Linked DNA regions of Mus musculus: region 2 is linked to region 1. A link is a loop called in an ENCODE intact Hi-C map of the cell type or tissue named here. Cell type or tissue: left cerebral cortex. All regions are shown on one strand. Links, peaks and the distances in the headings refer to the core of each region. The heading gives the core; the rest is flanking DNA.

Evidence for each region. A loop is a pair of places that touch in the nucleus more often than their neighbours do. Peaks named below come from ENCODE experiments on the same cell type or tissue, not always from the same donor. Only the 100,000 strongest peaks of a DNase experiment are listed, where the experiment ranks them.
Region 2: it touches region 1 in a loop (11-fold over the local background); 7 of 42 quality-filtered maps call a loop at or near these places.

What each region holds. Positions count from the first base shown.
Region 1 is chr6:3,492,150-3,500,495 of GRCm38, forward strand. Hepacam2 (HEPACAM family member 2) reads right to left here and starts at 2,349. Exons shown (of 10, transcript NM_178899.5): 1 at 2,251-2,349. The coding sequence starts at 2,329. It overlaps Vps50 (VPS50 EARP/GARPII complex subunit), which reads left to right and starts at 6,244. Exons shown (of 28, transcript NM_024260.5): 1 at 6,244-6,406. The coding sequence starts at 6,374. In left cerebral cortex, for the core only: CTCF peaks have their summits at 4,249 (motif pointing left), 4,976 and 6,152; DNase peaks (open chromatin) are centred at 4,251, 6,230 and 6,739; H3K4me3 peaks cover 1,443 bases; H3K27ac peaks cover 789 bases.
Region 2 is chr6:3,442,755-3,451,100 of GRCm38, forward strand. No RefSeq gene overlaps it. Among named protein-coding and RNA genes, the nearest start is that of Samd9l, 47 kb to the left of the region's middle. In left cerebral cortex, for the core only: CTCF peaks have their summits at 1,321 (motif pointing right) and 4,855 (motif pointing left); DNase peaks (open chromatin) are centred at 1,348 and 4,843.

The DNA.
Region 1 (8,346 bases), core at 208-8,207:
GTGTATTTTAGAAGCACACACTCTTCCATATCCCCGTTTCTTGCTATAGATGTATAACACACCCATGTTTTCTAGCTCAGTCGTTTACTAATTTAGAAAAACAAGTTGTGCCATTTGAAAAACTTTAAGTGTTCTTCTAGTTGCATGAGAAAACATAAAAGAATAAGGCTTTCTACAGCTTCTCTCTGTGTGAGCAGATAAACTTTAAGAAAGAAATGGTAGAAATAATAATAGAATTTTAATTTTCTTTTGATATCCCAACAGCCGTATACTCATGAGAAGTTTGGTTTTACTAGATTGACCAGTACTTCCTGGGTTAAGAGAGCTGTTAAGATCTTCTGCCTGTAAGGTACGTACTAACAGCAACCCAGAGAAACATGGAAAATATCAATCATAAACTGGTAAACAAAAATACAGCAATAACTTCACTTTAGAGATTTCTTAAGACATATAAGAACAGTACCCATGAAAAGAAGATAAAGTTAATGAATACTTGAAAGTGTGCTGTAAAAATTACCCATGTTCCATCAACAAAGAATTCTGCAAGCAGTTTGATTGTATTGACTATAAACATTAGGTTTTACAAAGTGACCTCTATGGCAGCTCAGAATAGTTGGTCTTTATTTCCTCATTAGCACACACATTATTAGCAAACATAACATGACTATTGTTGACTGAAAATAAACTCTTGCATCATTAGAAAAAATAGAATTTTCCAGTCTGTATTTTGAATAGACTATTTAATCAAACACGGAAGCTTATTTTAAAATTTTTTTAAAGGTACAAAGAAAATTCAGTATTTTAAAAGCAAAAGGACTTTCATATTACTTGTGACCTTTGTGACTTGTCACTTCCAGAGAAAGTGAATTTCAGTAAGGAGGGAGGTCTTTCTCTATAATAACAACTTTATTTTGAAGTTGGGAAAAAATCACCATTACATTTTAATTAATTTTATTTTAGTCAAATTTCTCAACTGAATTCATTCCTGAATTCTTCTTAAGGCCAATTACAAAAACATTATCTGTGAAAACCTATCAGTCCCTCTATTTAAAAATGAGACACACACACACACACACACACACACACATACACACAAACAGAGAGAGAGAGAGAGAGAGAGAGAGAGAGAAAGAATCCCAGGATCACATAATAGCTAAGAATGATGTTAAATTATGGTAACATACAATATATTACAGGTTTAAATTTGATAGTATGACAATATAGTCCCTGAGATGACCACAGTTAAGGGGAACAGACAGATTAAAAATTTACAGGTAGCATTTTTATGTCAGTGAGATTTATATGCATCACATACAAATGTAGATAATAATTAGAATGAAAAGTAACAAAATACATTAGAGAAAATAAAACTTTAAATACCTCCTAAAATCCAAAGCTCAAATTGTTTTTATATATCTGTTATTCTTTATATATCTGTTATTCTTTAATGAATAAAACTCCTTTTAGACTTCTATCAGATAAATGTAAACAAAAAAAGAAACTAACTTGACGCTTAAGATCTACAATAGGAGGGATGGAAACTCTTGATGAAAAAAATACTGATGGATAACAGTGCGTCATGATATAGGGAGGCAAACTCTATGTCAAAAGAGAGAGAGATAAAAATATTAAGATCTAGTAAAAAAAGAAAATAGGACTAGTCACTGACAAAGAGAAAAGCTAAAGGCATTTTTGAGCACTGATCCTTTTAAACACATTTCTCTCATATGCAATTTTAGCTAAACTTCACATTTTCCATATTTATGTTAAAGAAGAACCAACAGTTTGCATGCTATTTTTAATTTAAGCAATACCTTTAATTAAAAGAAAACCACTACCATGAATTGTTTTGAATTAATTTAATGCACTATTAGAATGTTTGCCAATTAAAACATTAACCATTAGAGATTATTGAGCCTATCGGTAAGCCCTGGGAGAAGAGACTCCGCAGCTTTTTATGCTGCCTTAACTTTCTTAGCGAGTCCCGTTGACAGTAGCTGTTGCTCCAAGGGAACAAAGGCAATCATTTCTTGAAGCTCATTTCTCTTACATGTTCCTGTTTCTTTGCTGGAACAGTGTGTTATTGTTAAAAGGTTTTGACCTGTCCTTCAATTATCTGAGAAAATCTACAGCCCTAAGCAAATATTTACCTTATGCCTACAAAAAAAAAAAAAAATCCACAAAGAAAGCCAACAAAACCCCAAAACTCAAACCCCAAATACCTAAAAGCCAGCTCGCGCAGGCCCTTACCTATAAGAAGAAGGTGTATTTTGCAAAGAGAGAGCCCAACCATGCTTCTGAGAAGCTCCATAAAAGCATCCTGTCCCATGCATGCGGCGCCCTGTTCTCAGTGGCAAGTTGGTTCATGGACCAGCAGCTGCTGGTTTATTTGCTAGGGAAATTAGCAGTGAGGTAACAGACCCTAGCCTGCCTCTTGCTTCTGTGATTTGAATACAGAATGAATGTGTATACAAAGGACACAGGCAGTAGGAACACCTGTTATATGTTCTGCGAGAACACAGGGCTGTGGCTTTCAAATAGTTTCTTGGTGATTCTCAGTAATTTTTCAGTATTGCTTTATAAATTATACTGAGTTATTCACAATAAGAAGGAGGAAGATACTCTCTTTGCGTGGCCTCGTGATAAATAAAACCCAGATCTACTTTCTTATCATGAAAAATTATGCCATTATTTTGAAATTTGAAAAAAATACTTTCTATGAAAATTGAAGTACTTTATGAATTTCCTAAGTAGCCATTTTTCTTCACAAAATTATCATGTGAATTATCATGTAAAGACTGTACCAAAGAACCAAAACAGAGTATTAGAGATTTTTTGTGTTTTATTTTCTATTACAAATGGCTGTGATGGTTTTATTGGATCTGTGTATTCATCTCACTTTCTTAAAAAAAATAAATCACATGTCGTTTGCAAGTGGAGCTGAGGCATACATTTTACATAATGACAGTGTGTAGCACACAGCAACAGATAGTACTTGGGGTCATATTTTCTCAGCTCAAGCTTAGAGGAAGTGAACTAGTAACCATTAAAATCTTGCTTGTGTGTTCTGGCTGCATCTTCTAGCTCTTTTCAGTGCCATGAAGTAGGTGGGCTGAGAACTTTGCTTAATTCAGTAAGTTCCAAGAGAGCTATTGTTTGTAAGAAGGCTTTGGTCCACACTTTCTGCATGGAATGGAACATATCTAGAAACATTTGACCTGAAGCTAGTAGAATTCTCAATATAAGTAATTTTTAACAGGATAGTCTCACTGAAGAAATTCAGTGATTAGAGTGTGGGAGTGAAGGAAGGCATGGTTTTTCATTTTAACTGCTTCAAAGAAGACTGTTATTCAAATATTATTTAAAAATTAAAAAAAGAACAATTGTTATTCTGGAGAACAACTTTGGAAATACTCTTGATGTCAATGTTCCCAACTTGTTGAAGATGTGTCTAAAGGCAAAGACACTACTGTTGGGAAACCTGAGTTCTTTATACAGTTCAGTTGCTTTATAATGCTTCACACCTCAGAAATATGTCAAGGGCATCCTCAAGCCCAGGCAATGACTACAAGTTTCTCCACACCCTCTAAATTCTGCACACATACATATTCACTTCAATGTATTTACTTAGATATATACTTTCCTTCTCAGATCCTTGACTACAGCGAACAATCTTAGTCATTGACATCCAAGCATAATTCTCATTTTTCTTAACATGTTTCCCCAGAAATAAACCCCTGTGCTCTTTAGTCTATGTTGTCTGCTCCTTAGCCATTCCTTAAGAATTTCACACAAATTTTCATAACAGACTGCACAACATCCAATTGGAAAAAAAAAAACCCATAGGATTTAAATAGATACCCCACAAGCTCCTTCACTCCATTTAGATCATTCTTCATATTGATCAAATAAGATCATTCTTCATATTGTCCTTAAACTAAAAATGGCTTATTATGAGAGTTCCAGGATCCTTGGTAAGATGTGGGAAACGAAGACAGTATGGAGGGGTGCCCCTAGTATCAAATATATAGCATTTAAAGGACTTACGAATATTCCAGTATTTTCCACATTTTATATTAAAATGCCAACTTTTGTGACAGAAAGAAATAGTAGGTATTTTAATAAGGACTTAGATACAAGAACGATCCATTTTTGTGCTCTTTTCCCTGTTATTATATACATTCAAATTTTTGCATTATATGTGTGGTTTGTACAAGAACTGTTCACATTAACCATGCGCCCTCTAGTGGTTTGCTGGTAAATATAACTGTTTGTGACAGTACTGGTGAATCAGGAGTTGAACATTGAAATCATACAGGCAAATTTAACTTCAAGAGCTCCCAAAATGACAGAATTCCTAAAATAGTTCCAAAGAGTTTTCTAAGAAAAGGAAAATTCTCCCAGAAATATGGCATCACTTGGAGGCAGTGGCAGGGAGATCTCTGAGCTTGAAGCCAGCCTGAGCTATATAATGAGATCTCCTCTGGGGTTGGGAGGTGGGGTTGGGTTGTCTTAACACAGTATTTCATAGCACAGTTGATAATCTACCATCTGCTTCTGTAATAAAAAAAAAAAGGTCCCATATCCTCGACTGTTTACTCACCTTAGTTATATTTGCATTAAAATGAATGCACTAAAACCATTTCTGTGCATAACGATTACATTAATATAAGGAGTCACTGAAAGTGTGTGGGTGATGAGGGCAGGACTGCTTTCTGGTCTTGCCAATCACACATGGTTTACTGTTCATTTACATTATTGGGCTGGTTTTGTTGTACACAGTGAGCAAGCATCTACTACAAGCATTTCAAGCAGCTGTAATCTTTAATACAGACCCCTTCATATCTGTAGAATTATTTACACTAGGAGAATCAATTGGGGGAAATCCTCAAGATTACATGAATGGTTGTATCTAAGGTGAACTAACTTTGTAATTACATTGCTCCCAAAGAGAAGTGCATCTGCAGGAAAAGCCAGCCACTAGAGGAGGCAACTGCATAGGCGATTTCTGAGCTAGTGTCCAACCCTCCATACAGTCAAGTTTATGCTTTGCTTTTATAATAAAAACATTAGTTATTAGTTTTTATAATACGTTAAACTAATGTAGTTAAAAGGCACTGGTGTCCTGATTTAGGAGTCACTCCTCAGCATAATACCGGGAACCTTTAAGCATTTAAGTCATCAGTTTATACGTCTAACAATCTTAGGTAAGTATCTTAACTTCTCCATGCCTGTTTCACCATTTTTTAACATGAAGATGATGGTAACTCCAGAAGATGTTCATGCATACGAGCTTGCGGGTGTGTTTCTTGTGTTTTTCTTTCTTTCCTTTTCAATCTTTTTGTTTGTTTGTTTGCATGTTTTGTTTTCTAGAGGGAGAAAGAAAGAAGGTGCGTGGAAGCAAGTGTGGCGGTAGGGGCAGATCTAGGATGAGTTGGGGGAGGGGAGACCTGATCAGAACATATTGTATGAAAAATTGTAGTACAAAAACAAAACAAAACAAGGAAAAGATGCTCATGTAGATAAATGCATAAGGTCATACACATGAAGCCATTAACAAAATTTCTCCCAATTCGTAAGTTTTCATTGTTACCTATTGTTATTAGCTCTGGGTTTGCTGCCCCCCACAGCAAAGTTACCCCGTTACTTTCTCCTTTATACTACTAATAACAAGATCAGGGCTTTAAAGTGACAAGTGCCCTCATACTTACTGACATCTGCCTCGACTTGCCTTTGCTAAAGCAGGTAGAAAAATGATAGGTGGGGTAGACGAAATCCTTTGATTTTTCTAGAGCGTTTTCAGGAAATGCCAAGAATGAAGAAGAACCTACGGCTGGCCATCAGTATCTTAGGGGTCCTGCCTCCCACTTTCCTCAGGGCACACCCAGAGCCACTGGGAAATTCCTTGTCTTAAGTCACCTTTCCAAGTGCTCTTTATGGAGGTCAATCAGTCTCTTTCCTCGCCTCTCTAGCCCAGGTGTGCTTTCTCTTGCACTCCTAGAGGGCATCTTGTCAAAGTGGACTATCTACAGACGCTTCAGAGTTGTTTAGTTCAGTGGCCAGACTACCTAAGTCATAGGTATTCGCCTCGCCCAACGCTCTTCCAAGTCCAGGTAGTGGCTCTGGAACAGAAGGAGTCCCAGTTCATTGAAGCGACTGCTTCTTGGGAAATGTAGTACTGAAGTTGGCCTCCTCCTTTGATTGCAGCCGGAAAACTACATTTCCCGTCATGCTCGGGGAAAGGAAGGCTGACCCAGGCGGGCAGCTCCACGTGACGACTCACTATGGCTTCCCTGTGTTGTAGCCGGCTGTCTGGTGGGATTATGTGATTTGTTACTTCTCCGAGGCAGGGTAATTGTCTCTCGACTTCGACATGCAAAAAATCAAATCTCTCATGACCCGGCAGGTGAGTTCTGTTTTCTGAACTAAAGAGCTTCCCGCTCCCGGCTGTGAGAGGCGCCGAGACGCCCAGTTCCTTGGTGGCGGCGGGCGTAGGCTTAAGTTATAGTGGGTGGCGGGGCTCAGGGGTGTTGGGCAGCTAAGTAGTACACTGGAAATCTCAACTGAGCCTCCTAGATCCGACCTCGACTCCTTGAAAGAAGTGTCTTCCTACAAACATTTCGTTTAGACAAAGCCAATCAGGGAGCTGGGCTGTCTTTGTACCTTCTCCTTTGCTTTAGTTTCCTTTCCAGGACAGCCTTAGCTGCTTTGCAGCGTCCCCCTCGTCCTCACTGGTGGTCGTTTGCCAGTAGGTGCCCTGGAAAGTGAGGTGGGGTCTGTGCAGTAGAGAAAACTCGAAAGAGCAAGGGTGAAGGCAAAGGGCTGTTTGTAGCCAACATTGGTAGTGTTGTGGATTGGCAGTAACTCTCCAAACTTGTAGCTGTGTTTTTGGATTTAAACATGGGAATGACAATTCCTTTTCTATCCCCCTCCCATCTCAAAGTATCGCATTGTAAGTCACCAGTAAGCTAGTATATGTCAGCATTCTTTGTGTATTGCTACTTAAAAAATAAAATTCTGACAAAGAATTTTTTTTTTCAGAATGATAATTCAGGAATAAGACTGGTACTATATCTTGTCTCACATATGTTAGAGCTTCCTAATACTGTGTCTCAACTTCCTTCGAGGAGTTGAAGAAATGTATGTTTTTTTTAGGTATTTATTGATCATTTTATTTCAGAAACCTTTGTTTTGACTGTAGCATTTTTAGCTACTGAAACATAATTAGAATTTTTCTTTGTTTTAATAAGAAAGAAGTGCAATTTAGATGAGTTTTAAAATCATTGTGGCTTAGAAATGTTGGTAGAGTCCTTTCTTTAAAGCTTCACTTATAATTTCTTTTTCTTAACAAGAGAACAGAAGACTTCTTGTCCTGCTTGAGGATTCAAAGTGTCAGCAGTAGTGGGACAGACACTTGTAATTTCTTATAGACAGTACGTACGTGATCCTTGCATAATGCTTTTCTTTTTCTTGATTTGAGTCGAGAAACTAGGAAAAAATTTTCTATGAATAATAAAACAAACAAGCAGGGGGCAGAGGCACTTAGCAGCCTTTCACGTTGTTGGACACTGGCGCTGTGCGTCTTGCTGCTTCTTACTTGAGAATAGGTTTGGAGGCTGCTCCATCCTGAGGTGAGAGGAGAGGGAGCAGACACTCAGGAGCCCCTCAGATTTGGATGACTACATTCTGGTTTTGCGTTCTGTCTCCTTGGTCTTGCCTGTTAAGCAGCATAGTCCATTGTCTGCCATACAGCTTATAAATACCTTGGGCTGCTGCATTTGGGTTTTTTCTTCCTAAGGTTGGTGCTCTCCTTAAATTCCAAAGAATTCCAGAGAACTGGTGATAATATATCCATAATGTTTGTAAATGTAATGCTGACTCTGCAGAAAGTGTGAATTCTTAAGCCTCACACAGTTTACTGAATTATAGTAGGTTATATCTGTAGTTAGTTGGAGAAAAAAAATCTTTAGAACGTATACAAGAAACTACTGTATAAATAATAGTAATGTAAAGTTAACAGGTTTATGCAAATGTGTGGCCCTAATTATATATGTTTAAAGCTCAATTTATACATATATTATTATTGTGCTGTTGATGTATATTAAAGAGATGAAATTCTGATTTATGAAAATTTAATTTTATTTGGGTTCTCTCTCTCTCTCTCTCTCTCTCTCTCTCTGTCTCTCTGTCTCTGTGGCTCGATTGCTCACCATTTTGATTGTTCTTTGCAGAACGTTCACAGGGATGGGTGCCCTTAGTTAGCTGGCCTTATGTAGATGAGACCTGTGACTCATCGTTCCTCACTATGCTGGCTTCTGTTCATTCAGTTTTGTCAAACTGAATTGA
Region 2 (8,346 bases), core at 143-8,142, 49 kb before region 1:
TACTGCATATGCCAGAAAGATTTTGCTGACAGGACCCTGATATAGATGTCTCTTGTGAGGCTATGGCAGTGCCTGGCAAATAAACAAGTGGATGCTCACAGTCAGCTATTGGATGGAACACAGGGGCCCCAATGAAGAAGCTAGAGAAAGTACCCAAGGAGCTAAAGAAGTCTTGCAACCCTATAGGAGGAACAACACTATGAACTAACCAGTACCCTACCCGCCCCCCCACACACACAGATGTGTGTTGCATATGTAGCAGAGGATGACCTAGTCGGCCATCAATGGGAGGAGAGGCCTTTGGTCTTGGGAAGATCATATGCCCCCATACAGGGGAATGCCTGGGCCAGGAAGCAGGAGTGGGTGGGTTGGGGAGCAGGGCAGGGGAAGGGTATAGGGGGCTTTGGGGGATAACATTTGAAACGTAAATGAAGAAAATATCTAATAAAAAAGTCTTAAAATAACACCTTGAAATTTGGAGTCAAAGGCAAGGAACTAGAAAAACATTCATCACGAGTGAGGTAGCCAAGACCTAGAAAGACAAGTATGATATGTATTTTCTTATATGTGGACATTAGCAGTTAAGTCAGTGATAACCAGGTTATAATCCATAGAACCCCAGAGAGTAGGTGCAGAGTATGGAACTAGAGGGAACAGATAGATCTTGTTAGAAAAGGAGAAACAGAATATGTAGTTATGAATGGATGGGAGGGGTCTGGAATTGGAGGATTAAATGTGGAGGGGTTAGAGAGAAGGGTTTGTGGGAGGTAATGTTGGAAGAGATTTGTGTTTTCTTTGTAAAGGACTTCATATCATTTATCTTGGCTAGAGAGCGTGTCAAGCACTAAAACCTCTCTTTAGTCCATTCAGAAATTCTATTTCCCAGGCATGTATCTGTCTAGTTTTGGGGAATATGAATTGTATTATTTTGGTGTGCTATTGTATATTGTAGAATTATATGTTGATTTAGGTTTGATAACTTCTTTTTATAAGGAGAAAAGTTATAGATTACAACTGAATGGATTTTCTTCCCTATAAAAAATTTCATAGTTGTATCATGCTTCATAATTACTTACTTGTTCTTCTAAATAATACTATACTAAATGCTTTTATACCTTCATCATTTTCTAGACATGCAATTATTGGGTTGAAGAGTCCAAATATCCCTAATATTGTCCTGTCAAATTACTGTCCTGAGTGTTGTTCAGTTAAAGGAACTAAAGCCAAAAGGCAAAGTACAATCAAGTGATGAAGTTATTAATTTGAAAGTAGGAGACCTCACTATATTTATAATTTGCTTCCCACAAACACTTTCTAAATTCGGACCCTAGGTGGCACTAAAAGATTAAGGAATGTGAGCATTTAGAGCTCTGCTTAGAAGAGATCTAACAGGATGCCTCAGATGCACTTTTAAAGCAGGTAAGCCCTCAGCCATTCTAGAGAAAGATGTTTTTAAGTTTGCATCCAACCTTGGCTATACTGTAACTTTTCAGGAAATAAACAGATAGATCAATCATGAGTGAGAAAAGCAAGCCACTCTCATCTTGTCATAAAGTGTAACACTGTAGCACTGGACATGAATTTATGTGACACACTTAACTTGGTAAGTTGCCTTGATTTAGCTTGAAAGGAAAATCAGAAAGTACCTTTCATTCTGCAACCTTCTTCAGCAATAATACTAGAAAAAAATTTAAATCTTAAAAATGTTTTAACTGACAACAAAGTATACATATTTATAGGATACAGTATGATAACATTATGTGTATGTAACATATAACGATCAAATCAGAATGTTAGCATATCCATATTTTCAAAATTTTATAATTTCTCTCTATTGGGAATTTTGAACTCTGCCCTTTTGTTTCTTTATAAAATATACAATAAATTGTTGTAATCTACTAGTAGTAAACTCTTAGTCACACTATTGTGCTGCAGAGATTAGAAATTTCTGCTGCTGTTTGTCTGTATCCTGATCACTTGATGTCTCTGTTGATTTAGATTTTGTATCTTGGCTATCATGACAGGATCTGCAATGAGCACGGGACGACACAGAACTATTTCATGTGATTATACCACTCACTTTTAATATATCATCCTGTCAAGTCGAATCATACACTATATCATCCTGTCAAGTCGATATAATATGATATAATATGATATAATATAATATGATATAATATATCATCCTGTCAAGTCGATATAATATGATATAATATGATATAATATGATATAATATGTATAATATATCATCCTGTCAAGTCGAATCATACACTATATCATCCTGTCAAGTCGATATAATATGATATAATGTGATATAATATAATATGATATAATATATCATCCTGTCAAGTCGAATCATACACTATATCATCCTGTCAAGTCGATATAATATGATATAATATGATATAATATAATATGATATAATATGATATAATATATCATCCTGTCAAGTCGAATCATACACTAGTTCTATTTCTAGATTGATAGTAAAAAACTGTTTTTTAGGTAATCTCTGTTTATAATTAGGAGACAAGAAGCAGGGAGAAGCCTTGTGAACATTCAAGTTGGTGCTTTAAAAAAGGGGGGGTGCCTAACCCCAGTTATTACGTCATCTATGTAACCCCTACACCTTAGGCTCAGGAAACTTCAGACAAGATGTGGAAGATGGTTAGAGGCAAAGGACACAGATGCCTGTTGCTAGATAGTGTCTTCTAGAAATGATAGGGAGGTGATAGGCATGAAATCTCTAAATTATTGTTGCCTAAACCAGAGCTGCATAATGACCACAGCAGCTGACATGCCAGTGTGGGTAGGGTAGGTTCATAAGGCTGTACCCTTACTTAGATGGAGACCTACAGGGGTGCAGAGAGAGGGAAGAGCCCCTTAATGGGCTCTCCAATCCTACATGGTCAGCCATCAACACATGCACTCACAAGCACCATTGAATGGGCTCAGTAGTCTCTTTCAATGTCAGTAAAAATTAAAGAATAAAAACTCATGAATTTTAACGGAAGTAGGGCAACCAGGAGAAATTAGAAGGGGAAAAAGGAGGTAAGAATGATGTAAATACAGTATTAATGCATGAATTTCTCAAAACTTACTGAAAAGGTCATAAAATGTGAATCCCCAAAACTTGCCACTTCCAGTAAATTCTTTGTTTTGTTTTTTTGTTTGTTTTATATGCAGAGGCCAGAAGAGTTGGGTCTCTTAAATTAAAACTGGTTTACACTAGTTTACACACTCTCTCTCTCTCTCTCTCTCTCTCTCTCTCTCTCTCTCTCTCTCTCTCTCTCTCTCTCTCTTCTGGGCTTCAAACACAAATAAATCTCCTTTATCAATATTCTTGCAACAGTTAAGTTTTAGAGACAAGAGTTGCAATTCTGCCTGCTTAATTCTAGAAATGAAAAGGCCACCACCTCACCTTGTCTGCAGAAAAAGACGTTTTTGGTCTGCTTCACAGCCACAGAAACTTTATGTGAACACAGAAAACAAGTGTGTGTTTATACAAATGAAGAAGTGCATACATTTGCACTAAATTAAATATGTTCCATAAGAGACATCCTATTTTTCACAAAAGCATGATTCTGAAAAAGTCCTTCACATTTCCTCCCCTCTATAGAAACCCTCTGAACCTCAGACAATTTAGCACTTTTCAATCTAAATAACTGTGACCCTCTGGGGACCTTTGTCAGTAAACCCCCTGCTTTGGAAGTTGCGACTATAACCACATAAAACATTCTTTTCTGGAGCTGGGTGTGGTGTACACACTGGCTCACTAGTTAAAGACACCTTATGTTTACCTGAGTTCCCTGGCCCCTAAGAAATTCAGTTATTCATTTATGAAAAATAGGTAATTATAAAGGTTAAAAGAGAAGACATGTTCAAACGTGCCTGAGTTTGGTCAGTATTTCACACCAAATTGCAACAATAAGTCAACTAAATAAATCCCTGAAAAGTCTTTGTATTTTGTGTTCCCACTCAATGTAGTTCAAGTCAGTTCAGTGCCATTTTTTAAGTCATAGGGCATGAGACTCCCCAGTATGCCATGCTCTTCACAAACCCTTTGAAAAGCACACAAGTTGCCACAGTGGCTCAAAACCTAGCCTTCCAGATGGGAGCTTCTTTATCTTGAGTTTGACTTTTTCTTTCTACAGCTCAGTGGGACATATAGCTATAGAATATATATAGACAACTATATACACATCAGTGAAGAACTAATATTTGGGGTTTCCATGTGAGAGCTTTGTAACTGCTGAATCTTCCTGGCCACACAGCTCAGAACCTGTTGTCTGAGGATCTCAGTGCCTGACCTGAGTCACCAATCAGGCATTCAGCTTAGAGAACAGAGAAAGGAAATGAAACCACCATGTAACAAAGAAAAGTGAAGCCAGGACAAAGGGAATATAAGGAGGAGAGAAATAAGAAAAATGTAGAGAACAACAACAACAAAAATAGATGAAAGGGAAGACCAGAAGTATGCCCACACAGAAGATGGGTGCTTTATAATGCCAAATATCCACTTTATATTTTATTATATGTATTCATGACAATGTGCTTTTTTTTTTGTATTTGTGCTTTGTTGTTGTTGTTGTTGTTGTTGTTGTTCTTTGGTGATTTCATATAGGAATACAATGTATTTAGATAATATTCATTTTCCCCCACCTCCAACTCCTCCCAGACTCCCCTTCCATATCCTGATCCCAATTTCATATCTTCTCCATCCTCCCCATCACTTCTCTCCCTCCCAATCCCCGCTTAAGACCCGCTGTGTACAATTATTGCTGACTATATATATTCCTGGGTGTATGTCACCATCTACTGGAGCATGAGTGTATGGCACCATCCACTGGCGCATGAGTGTATATCACCATCTACTGGACAATGGATGTATGGCACCATCCGCTGGAGCACGGACAACAGGCTGTATTTTTTGAGAAAACTGACTTCCCCTTAGCACTCATTAGCTGCTCAGTAAGGGGTGGGGAATTGAGAGTCCCTCCTCTCTTCACTCTGGAGTGTTAAATGTCAGCACACTTTTCTGTAAAATCAAAATGAAAAAAAATTATTCCTCCCTCCTGTTGTGTCTTGATTCTTCTTAAAGATAGTTTAGGAAATATTTTCTATGTACATAGAAATATGCTTTAATTCACTTGTGGACTCCTAGCATAAATCTGATCCATGGCATTGTGTTTACCCACATTGTTATATTTAAATTTGCCTCTTACCGTTTAATAGCTGGAGTTTCTTGGATTTTATTTAGATGGCGGCCTGATGATTCCTGATTGCTCTGGTCTCCTATTTTCTTCCTTTAAACATTTGAAAGTGAGAAAAGTATTGGGAGAAGTTTGAATAGTGTGTTTAGTAGTGGCTATCTGGCAGTGATTATTCATGGTTGTACTGGCTAGTTTTGTGTCAACTTGACACAGCTGGAGTTATCACAGAGAAAGGAGCTTCAGTTGAGGAAATGCCTCCATGAGATCCAACTCTAAGGCATTTTCTCAATTAGTGATCAAGGGGGAAAGGCCCCTCGTGGGTGGTGCCATCTCTGGGCTGGTAGTCTTGGGTTCTATAAGAGAGCAGGCTGAGTAAGCCAGGAGAGGCAAGCCAGTAAAGAACATCCCTCCATGGCCTCTGCATCAGCTCCTGCTCCCTGCCCTGCTTGAGTTCCAGTCCTGACTTCCTTTGGTGATGAACAGCAGTATGGAAGTGTAAGCCGAATAAACCCTTTCCTCCCCAACTTGCTTCTTGGTCATGATGTTTGTGCAGGAATAGAAACCTTGACTAAGATAAATTGGTACCAGTAGAGTGGGGTATTCCTGTGACAACCTGACCATGTTTTGGGGAGGACTGTGGAAGGACTTTGGAACTTTGGGCTTGAAGATCCATTTGTTGTTAAGAGCTCTGCCAGATGTTGTGTAGGAGTTTGGAAGATAATATTAAGAACAGTGCAGAAGATGGAGGTCTGGCTTGTGAAATTTCAGAGGGAAAATTAAAGACTCTTTTCAGGGCCATTGCTGTTTTGATTGTGAAGATTCTGTAGTTCTGGTTAGCTGGGGCTGAAGAATCAGCTGTGATTAACAAGATACCAGAACTACCAAAGCAAAAACTTTGCATTACTGGGACTATTGATGCTGGTTAGCTGGAGCTAAGAAATTAGCGGTGATTAAGAAGAGACCAGCATCATTGAGGTGACATCTTCTGGGAAGTGTTTTCTGAAAGCACAAAGAGGCTGTGTTCCAGAGATAGCCAAGGTTGTACTCCTGCTGCAGCGGGACTTGGTAATATGTAAGGGTCACCCAGGTGGTACTGGTTTTGAAGGCATGAAGGGGTCACGCAGAGCAGCTGAGGCTCGGCACTGTGAGAGGCCATGGAAGGCCATTGGTGAAGGTGCAGCCTCAGTTGCAATTGAAGGCCTAGGACTGAAGGGGTCATGCAGTGTTTTGGAGATGCCAGTACCATGAGATGACCACCAAGAGCAGCAGCAGCAGTGGAGTACAGGCATCTGGAGCCTAGAGGACGACGCATGTGCTACAAGGGGCATGGCTGGAGAAGTGACCCAAGCCCTTGGAGGAGCCCAGAAGATCGTGAGTTGGATCCCAGACATTGGACGGTTGGAGATTAATTTTTGCTTTGATTGTGACTGTGCCCTGATATTTTCCCTCTTGAAGGAAGAAACTGTTTTAGTGGAGCCCACAGTTAAGAGACTTTTAATTGTAAAAAGAGTTTGGATTTTAAAAGAGATGGATATTTTAAAGAGATTGAAAATTTAAGAATATGTAAAGACTGTGGGACTTTTAAAGTTGTTTAGATCTTGGGGATGAATAAGAATGTAAGGGTTGAGGCTTACTAGTGATGTGTTTGTGTATCAAGTTGACAAGGGATCAATTGTACTGGCTAGTTTTGTGTCAACTTGACACAGCTGGAGTTATCACAGAGAAAGGAGCTTCAGTTGAGGAAATGCCTCCATGAGATCCAACTCTAAGGCATTTTCTCAATTAGTGATCAAGGGGGAAAGGCCCCTTGTGGGTGGTGCCATCTCTGGGCTGGTAGTCTTGGGTTCTATAAGAGAGCAGGCTGAGTAAGCCAGGAGTGGCAAGCCAGTAAAGAACATCCCTCCATGGCCTCTGCATCAGCTCCTGCTCCCTGCCCTGCCTGAGTTCCAGTCCTGACTTCCTTTGGTGATGAACAGCAGTATGGAAGTGTAAGCCGAATAAACCCTTTCCTCCCCAACTTGCTTCTTGGTCATGATGTTTGTGCAGGAATAGAAACCCTGACTAAGATAATGGGTAATGATTTGATGGTGTTTACAGTAACTGGTACTATCCAGGGATGGTGAGGGGCCCAGAGAAATCCTGGGATAGCCCTCCCTCCAGTTCCTGGTTCAGGTACTGAAGCAGAGGCTATGATTTGGGTAGGAGATGTGGACCATGTAGTGTCTGCCTGTTGAGAAGATACTGATACTTTTAGAAAACAAATATAGTCAGCCAATGGTGCTTTGAGGAGTTGTAGAGCACACCTGGCTTTCCCACTCAAATTGGATGTCCAAGAATTAGACAACAAAAAGTGTTTGATTTTACATGGATACTTATGCTATTATGGGACTAAATTAGCTAATAGGTTTGTGACCTTGCAATTGTGTTATTATTTTAAAATAGTTCTATATTTTGTAAAGGATAGGGAAATAGTCACGCAGTTAGGACTCCAAGAAAGCTTCGTAGCTGCAGTACTATGACATGTTGTCTTGGACAATTCTGGAGAAGCAGCTAAGCAAAGGTGGCAATGGCTCGACTAACCTCAAACAATAAACAAGGGTTTTGCCTTTTTTTTTTTCCAGGTGGGAAAGGAGGCAAAAGAGAGTCTTTCGTGTATGGTCATGATACAGTTTACCATTCAAATTGGAACAATCCTGGTTGTGAGGCTTGGAAATGCGTGTGCTTTCAGTATCTGTGCTGGAACAGTAGAAAGGTGACAGGCAATTTCCTCCACAGTGTGGGACAGTAGGTTAAGGTCAGAGGTTGTTTGATGGATCAAGGATCAAGCAAATATGTTTCTTAGCATCCAGGTATGGTTGCCTGGCAGGTCAGCCTCTGTCACCACGGGTTCCTTTGAAATCAAGAGCTGGGATTTCGAATTGTTAATATCCCTCAATCTGGAAATGATTATGTCAGAACAAAAGTAACTATATAGTATATATGTATGTATATGTATGTAATTATATGTGTTTGGATTGGACTAATAAAATGTCAAAGAATTATCTGAGAAAATGGCTTCAGGAGGCCAGCACAAAGACAGAAACTTCATCTCGAATACAGAAGGGCACTCCTTTTTATTCTTTTTGAATAATTT